2 separate regions of the Homo sapiens genome follow, and region 1 is linked to region 2. The links are chromatin loops, found by intact Hi-C in ENCODE. Cell type or tissue: mammary epithelial cell. All regions are shown on one strand. Each heading gives the region's core, and the rest is flanking DNA. Links, peaks and the distances in the headings are about the cores only.

What was found. Peaks named below come from ENCODE experiments on the same cell type or tissue, not always from the same donor. Only the 100,000 strongest peaks of a DNase experiment are listed, where the experiment ranks them.
Region 1: it touches region 2 in a loop (2.3-fold over the local background); 1 of 110 quality-filtered maps calls a loop at or near these places.

The regions. Positions count from the first base shown.
Region 1 is chr7:41,384,760-41,387,683 of GRCh38, forward strand. No RefSeq gene overlaps it. Among named protein-coding and RNA genes, the nearest start is that of LINC01449, 280 kb to the left of the region's middle. In mammary epithelial cell, for the core only: no CTCF peak of the experiment used is centred there; a DNase peak (open chromatin) is centred at 1,452; H3K27ac peaks cover 1,909 bases.
Region 2 is chr7:41,225,194-41,228,117 of GRCh38, forward strand. No RefSeq gene overlaps it. Among named protein-coding and RNA genes, the nearest start is that of LINC01449, 130 kb to the left of the region's middle. In mammary epithelial cell, for the core only: a CTCF peak has its summit at 1,375; no DNase peak of the experiment used is centred there; H3K27ac peaks cover 205 bases.

The DNA of each region.
Region 1 (2,924 bases), core at 169-2,668, 160 kb after region 2:
GGGATTACAGGCGTGCGCCACCACGCCTGAGCAATTTTTGTATTTTTAGTAGAGATGGGGTTTCACCATGTTCGCCAGGCTTGTCTCGAACTCCTGACCTCAAGTGATCCACCCTCCTCGGCCTCCCAAAGTGCTGGGATTACAGGCATGAGCTACCGTGCCCGGCCCTTTTTAATTATATTATAACTAGCTGGGAAATGTGTCACCAATTTGCCACAGGTCTCACTATTCTCTATTGTTCACACCTTTTCTTTACTTGGCACGATGAGCTCATTGACATTCTGCTGGTCCTTGAAGTCATTCCATTTCTACTTCTGGCTTAGATTCCTGCTCAGAGACCCTATACTGATCAGCATAACAAATTTAGGCCAATGAAAGAGTGCAGCCATTGATGCATATAACATATTTAGTGTACATTATTTGATTGATTGAATTCATGAATAAGACCTTTATTCTTTTAGGATATACCTGTGTACTTACATAGATCATCAGAAAATAAGATGTCTTCACTTTTTATTGCTAGCAAGAGCTGGAAGAAAAATATAATCAAATTCTCCTGCAATTTCTGACGTTACATGGAGATCCAACAGAAAGAAGCCAGCAACTATAGTGTAGAAAGGATTCTGAGTTTTAAACACACACACACACACACACACACACACACACACACACACACACAAAGACACACATGCACAAACACACACACAAACACACACACACATATATACCTGCAGAGGTTCCCTAATAGCAGAGAGCCAAGGACCTTTTTATAGATGAAGAAAACAAGAGCTGAGGTGCTAGGTGAACAGTGCTAATGAGTGTGGCTGGGATATCCCCTGCCTTGGTCAGCCAGAGCACTACAGGTGCAGCTCACTTGGTGGTGTCCTCAAACCTGAAAGCCATTGTGTTCTACACTATGTAAGAAGCTACTTCTCTGGATTGGCCCCAGCATCTTCCTCTGAGCCAAGAACTTCAGTGACACTGGTGGTAGGAGAGTGAGTCTGGGCAAGAAAAAGAAGATCACAAGACAGGAATTGCCTTATGAAGAGCCCTGAAATGATAGGAAAATTTCAAGAAAATAGACATGGCACTACAAAATAAGCTTAATTTATTTTGAATTTATTGATTAGATACTTATATAGTGCTTAATATGTTCCAGGCATGTCCTAAGCTCTTAAATACGTTAACTTGAATAATCACAACAACCTGGTGAGGTAGGTGTTATTGTTCCCATTTTACAGAGAAAAAGATGGAAGAACAGAGAAGTAAGGTAACTTGCCCAAGGTCACATAGCTCAAACTGGGGGAGCCAGGAAGGGAATCAATGCAGTCTCTGTGCTGAACCAAGTTGCTACGGCATTTCCCTAGTGAAGTGAAGGGGCTGGTAGACAGGAAGTGAGGATAGTTAGGCTCAGGAGGTGGATTTCTTTCAGGACAGGACTTGCTGACTTTCCCCAGGCTACACCATTGTTGTGGCTCCCTAGAGTAAGGAGAAAAGAATGTGAGAGAGAAGAGGAGCTGCTCTCACCTCCTCCCCACCCCACTTCACTTGGCTCCTGACCCCACCTTCTCATTGGCTCTGGTTCCTCACTTGGCTGGGAGGTGCATCCATTCAGGTAAATGATGCACTTACAATATAAGATGTAAACACTTATATTGGAAATATTTCAGGAATACTTCAGGAAGAAAACCGGACTAAGAATTATGAGAATTGGATTCTAGGATTTTCTCTGCCTCTAACCAGCTGTGTGACCTTTGGAAAATCATAACTTCTCTGGACTTGTGATTCTTCATCTGTTAAAAAAAATGAAACAAGACTGGACTAGAATATTGCAAAGCTTCCTTAGAGTTTAGATACTCCATGATTCTATGATATAAACAAACCAAATATTTTAGCAAATGTTCCTATAATGTTGATAAAACAACTTAAAATGTCTGAGCTAATTTCAACTCCATGCATTTCAAAAACAAGATCTCTCCTCATTTTTGTTTTCACTCTTGTTTTTTGTTTATATACATGTTCTTACTTGTTACCCCAGAAGGTGAGGAAAGCTTCATACTGTCTGACCAGGTTTTCCTTTATTTTATTGTTTTATATTATTTTATCACAGTTTAAATGTCATAATACAAATCAGAATAGTCCAAAATAGTGCAAAGCCTGTCAAGATTTTTTTGAGGAAATTCACAGGAACTTCCTGTATTTTCACAACCATTTAGCATATGCCAGATGGGAAAAATAATGCATTGCTTCCCGAGGAAGTGGGACATTTAGTAAGACAGTTTTTCACACATAAAAATACTGTCTTTTATCTCTGAACTACCCATGGATCTATGAAGGGAAAAAATGCCTTGGATCTGTAAGGTTTTTGTGGTAAGAAGTCCCTGTGTGAATCAGAGAAGAACTTACTGAAACTCTGTTCTGTGTAAGCACTCTTATAGGTGTTGTGGGGATTTAAAGAAGAAACAGAGGCCTCCTACCCAGCTTAAAGAGATTAGGCTTCTAGGAAAACAAAACATGTTAAACTATGCAGTTACAGGAAGCTGAGAGTGTGAGATGGTGTCCAGGGCAGATCAGTAGCTTTGAGGGTTACTTCAAAGCCTGTGTCCGAAGCCACCAACACCTTATAAAAACTCAGGGACCACACTTCTTGGCTCAGAGAATTCCTATGAGGTTTGGCCACCACCTTCTGCTTTTGCTTGTGAACTTTTTGTTATCATCTTGCCACGTTGTAACAGGATGTCACCTCCCTGCCCAGCCCTCATGTGGAGACAACCTGGAGGTTGCCAGGCCTCCATGGGCTGGCCCTGAGGCTCCCCAGTGTGCAGGGCCTCTGCTCAGCCCAAGTCGGGTGGAGTCTTCCAGTCATCCTTCCCTCCTGGTTCTCTCGCAGCTCACCTCCAATCCAATCCCTCAGAAAATCTTCT
Region 2 (2,924 bases), core at 307-2,806:
GGGTACAACTTTCTGCGGGACATGAAGGCCCATGCATGGAGTGAGAGGATGGACACAGCCACATTCAGGAGTGGCAGCATGAGTTCACCACCACACCCAGAAGCAGGACACTCATTTCTGGGTAGAAATCTTTAACTTTCAGTGAATCCAACACATGCAGTTGTATTATCTGATCTATCTCCAGCAGGAGACAGAGGAGCAGAGCTCGTGCACAGTTGGCTTGATTTTGAATGAGACTGACAATGCAGCTGAAACAGGATGGTGGCCAGGGCACAGTGAGGCAGGTAGAAAGCCTGTGGGAGCAAAATATAAGGAGGTGCTCACCTTCAGTGTCATGCAAGTGACTCAGATAAATGTCGTGAAGATGAAGGAGGAAGACAGAGGGAAAGACAAATGACCAAAAGGAAAGGGGTGTTAGGCGATGGCCTGGGCTCTAACCCTGCCTAGGGGAGGCTGATGTGCATTAAAGGTGAAAATGTTTGAGATGAAGAGACTGAGTCTGTTGCCCTTGCACAACCTGAAGTCACTTGAGTCGACGGCAGGAACCAGGAAGAGGAAGGCTGTGAGCTTGGTCCCGACATCCTCAGTGGATAAGAACAAGCTCTAGGAAGTCTGTCCAGGGAAAGGTGGAGGCTTCTACTGGACAACCTGACCTCAAGTGACCAGAAACTGAGTATGATGGGGGAGAGGTGGGTGCAGCAGTGGAGAGGAAGCTCTCAGGAGCTCTGGGGAGCTGGCCAGTGCTTCTCCTAACCGAGAGACACGTGGTTTTGGGGGATTGAGCTCCTTTGAGTGATGTGGTGCCCCCAAGGGAGAGTAAAATCACTTAAATAAGCATTAAATAAAAATTAAAGGAGGCCATTCTTGTGGGCTAAGCTCCTGCACTAGCCCCAACAGACCAGACTAAAAACTAAAATGGAGTCATTAATTCTGAGGTTCTTCTTCACCAAACCAAAACTGAGTTATCTGGTCTTCGGAGAAATCAGGAGAGAGAGATCAAATCCAAATTTCCCAAACAGGCCAGTTTCAATGGCATGCTAATGAAGTTCCCCATTGCCTTTAGTCCTTACAAAAAAAGAGTAACCTAATGTTAACAAATCAATTATTTCTCTATTCTTCTGTTTTCCTGTTCCCACATTAAAGTAACTTTGAAATGACCAATTCACAGTTTGCTTCCTGTTCCTGCTTTCTTCAGCCCCTCTCCGAATATAAAACTAATCTCCTGTGCTACACTTATTGGAACATTTATTATGGAACAAAGTGTTGCCTGATTCTGGAATATCAAATAAAGACAATTCAGATCTTTAAACTAAATTGTTGTAATTTTGTCTTTGGACAGTGGGGGAGTAGATGGGATGTGCAGCACAGAGGTTACCAGGTGAAAGAGAACTGTGCCCTTGGGTTCCAAAGGGAGTGAAAAGGTGGATGGATTAGGGAAGACACAGGGCAAAGCAAAACAGATGAGATGATGGGAGAGGGCTCATGACAAGACACTTACCTGAAAATGTCTTTATTTCAGTCATACTTAAACATTCACTTTTTCTGAATACACGATTCTAGTCTGACAAGTGTTTTCCCTCAACATATTGAACAGTGGAAGATACTCCTCAATTTTTGATAGGGTTACATCATAATGGGGGTTAGATAAACTGAAAATATCCTAGTTGAAAACACAGTTTTGACTTAGGATATTTTCAACTTATGATGGTTTGTGCAGACATAATCTCATCACAAGTCAAGGAACATACTGAATGCACATTGGTTCATCACCATTATGAAGCAGAACAATTGTAAGTCAAGTCACCATAATTTGGGAACTGTCTAAATTTGTCAATCTAAATGTCATTTCACATTGATGATCTTTTTTTTTTTATTTTTGTTTTTCCTCACAGGCTGCTTTAAAGGTATTCTCTTGGTATTGTTGTACTTTAATCTTACAACAAAGTGTGTATTAATAGATGGATTCCTTTTTTTGCCTTGGGACATCAGTTTCTGTAGACATGAATTTATCTTTCATCAGCTTTTGGTAAAATATTCTTAAATATTGATACCCCTTCATTTGCTCCTTTTGGAACACCAATCAAAAATATATTAAAACCTTATTCTTCTTTAATGAAGCCACCTTTGCAAAATTATGAAAGTAAGAGAATTCTGACATAGTTGACTCCATCTTGCTTCTAACTTCTAAACTGTCCTTGGTTATTCCTGGGTGCAGGTCAAGCTATCTTTGGGAGAAATTTAGTTTATAGTTTAACTTTAAAAACAAGAATGATAATAGTGCTTCCCAAGAGGAAACTGCCTTTATAAAACTAATGAAAGGCCACAAGGTTAGGATTATGGGAGGAGGCTAAATTCTGCTTAAATGAGTGTAGTTTATTTATTTATTTATTTTTCTTTTTTTCTTTTTGAGATGGAGTCTCGCTCTGTAGCCCAGGCTGGAGTGCATTGGCGCCATCTGGACTCACTGCAACCTCCACCTCCCGGGTCCCGGTTCAAGCAATTCTCCCGCCTTAGCCTCCTGAGTAGCTGGGATTACAGGCACATGACACCATGCCCAGCTAATTTTTGTATTTTTAGTAGAGACAGGGTTTCACCATGTTGGTCAGGCTGGTCTCAAACTCCTGACCTCATGATCTGCCCGCTTCGGCTACCCAAAGTGCTGGGATTACAGGCATGAGCCACCACACCTGGCAAAATGAATGTAGTTTCTACAATCCTTTATCCCTCAGGAGTCATGTGGCCAGAGGTCACGTAATCTGTGACTTCCCCAGTTGCTTCTATAGATAACATCACTATTATAGAGGCTAAGATTGGTCTTTAAAAATTTTTTTAATGTTTTTATTTCAATAGGTTTTTAGGGAACAGGTGGTGTTTGGTTACATGAATAAGTTCTTTAGTGGTGATTTCTGAGATTCTGGTGCCCT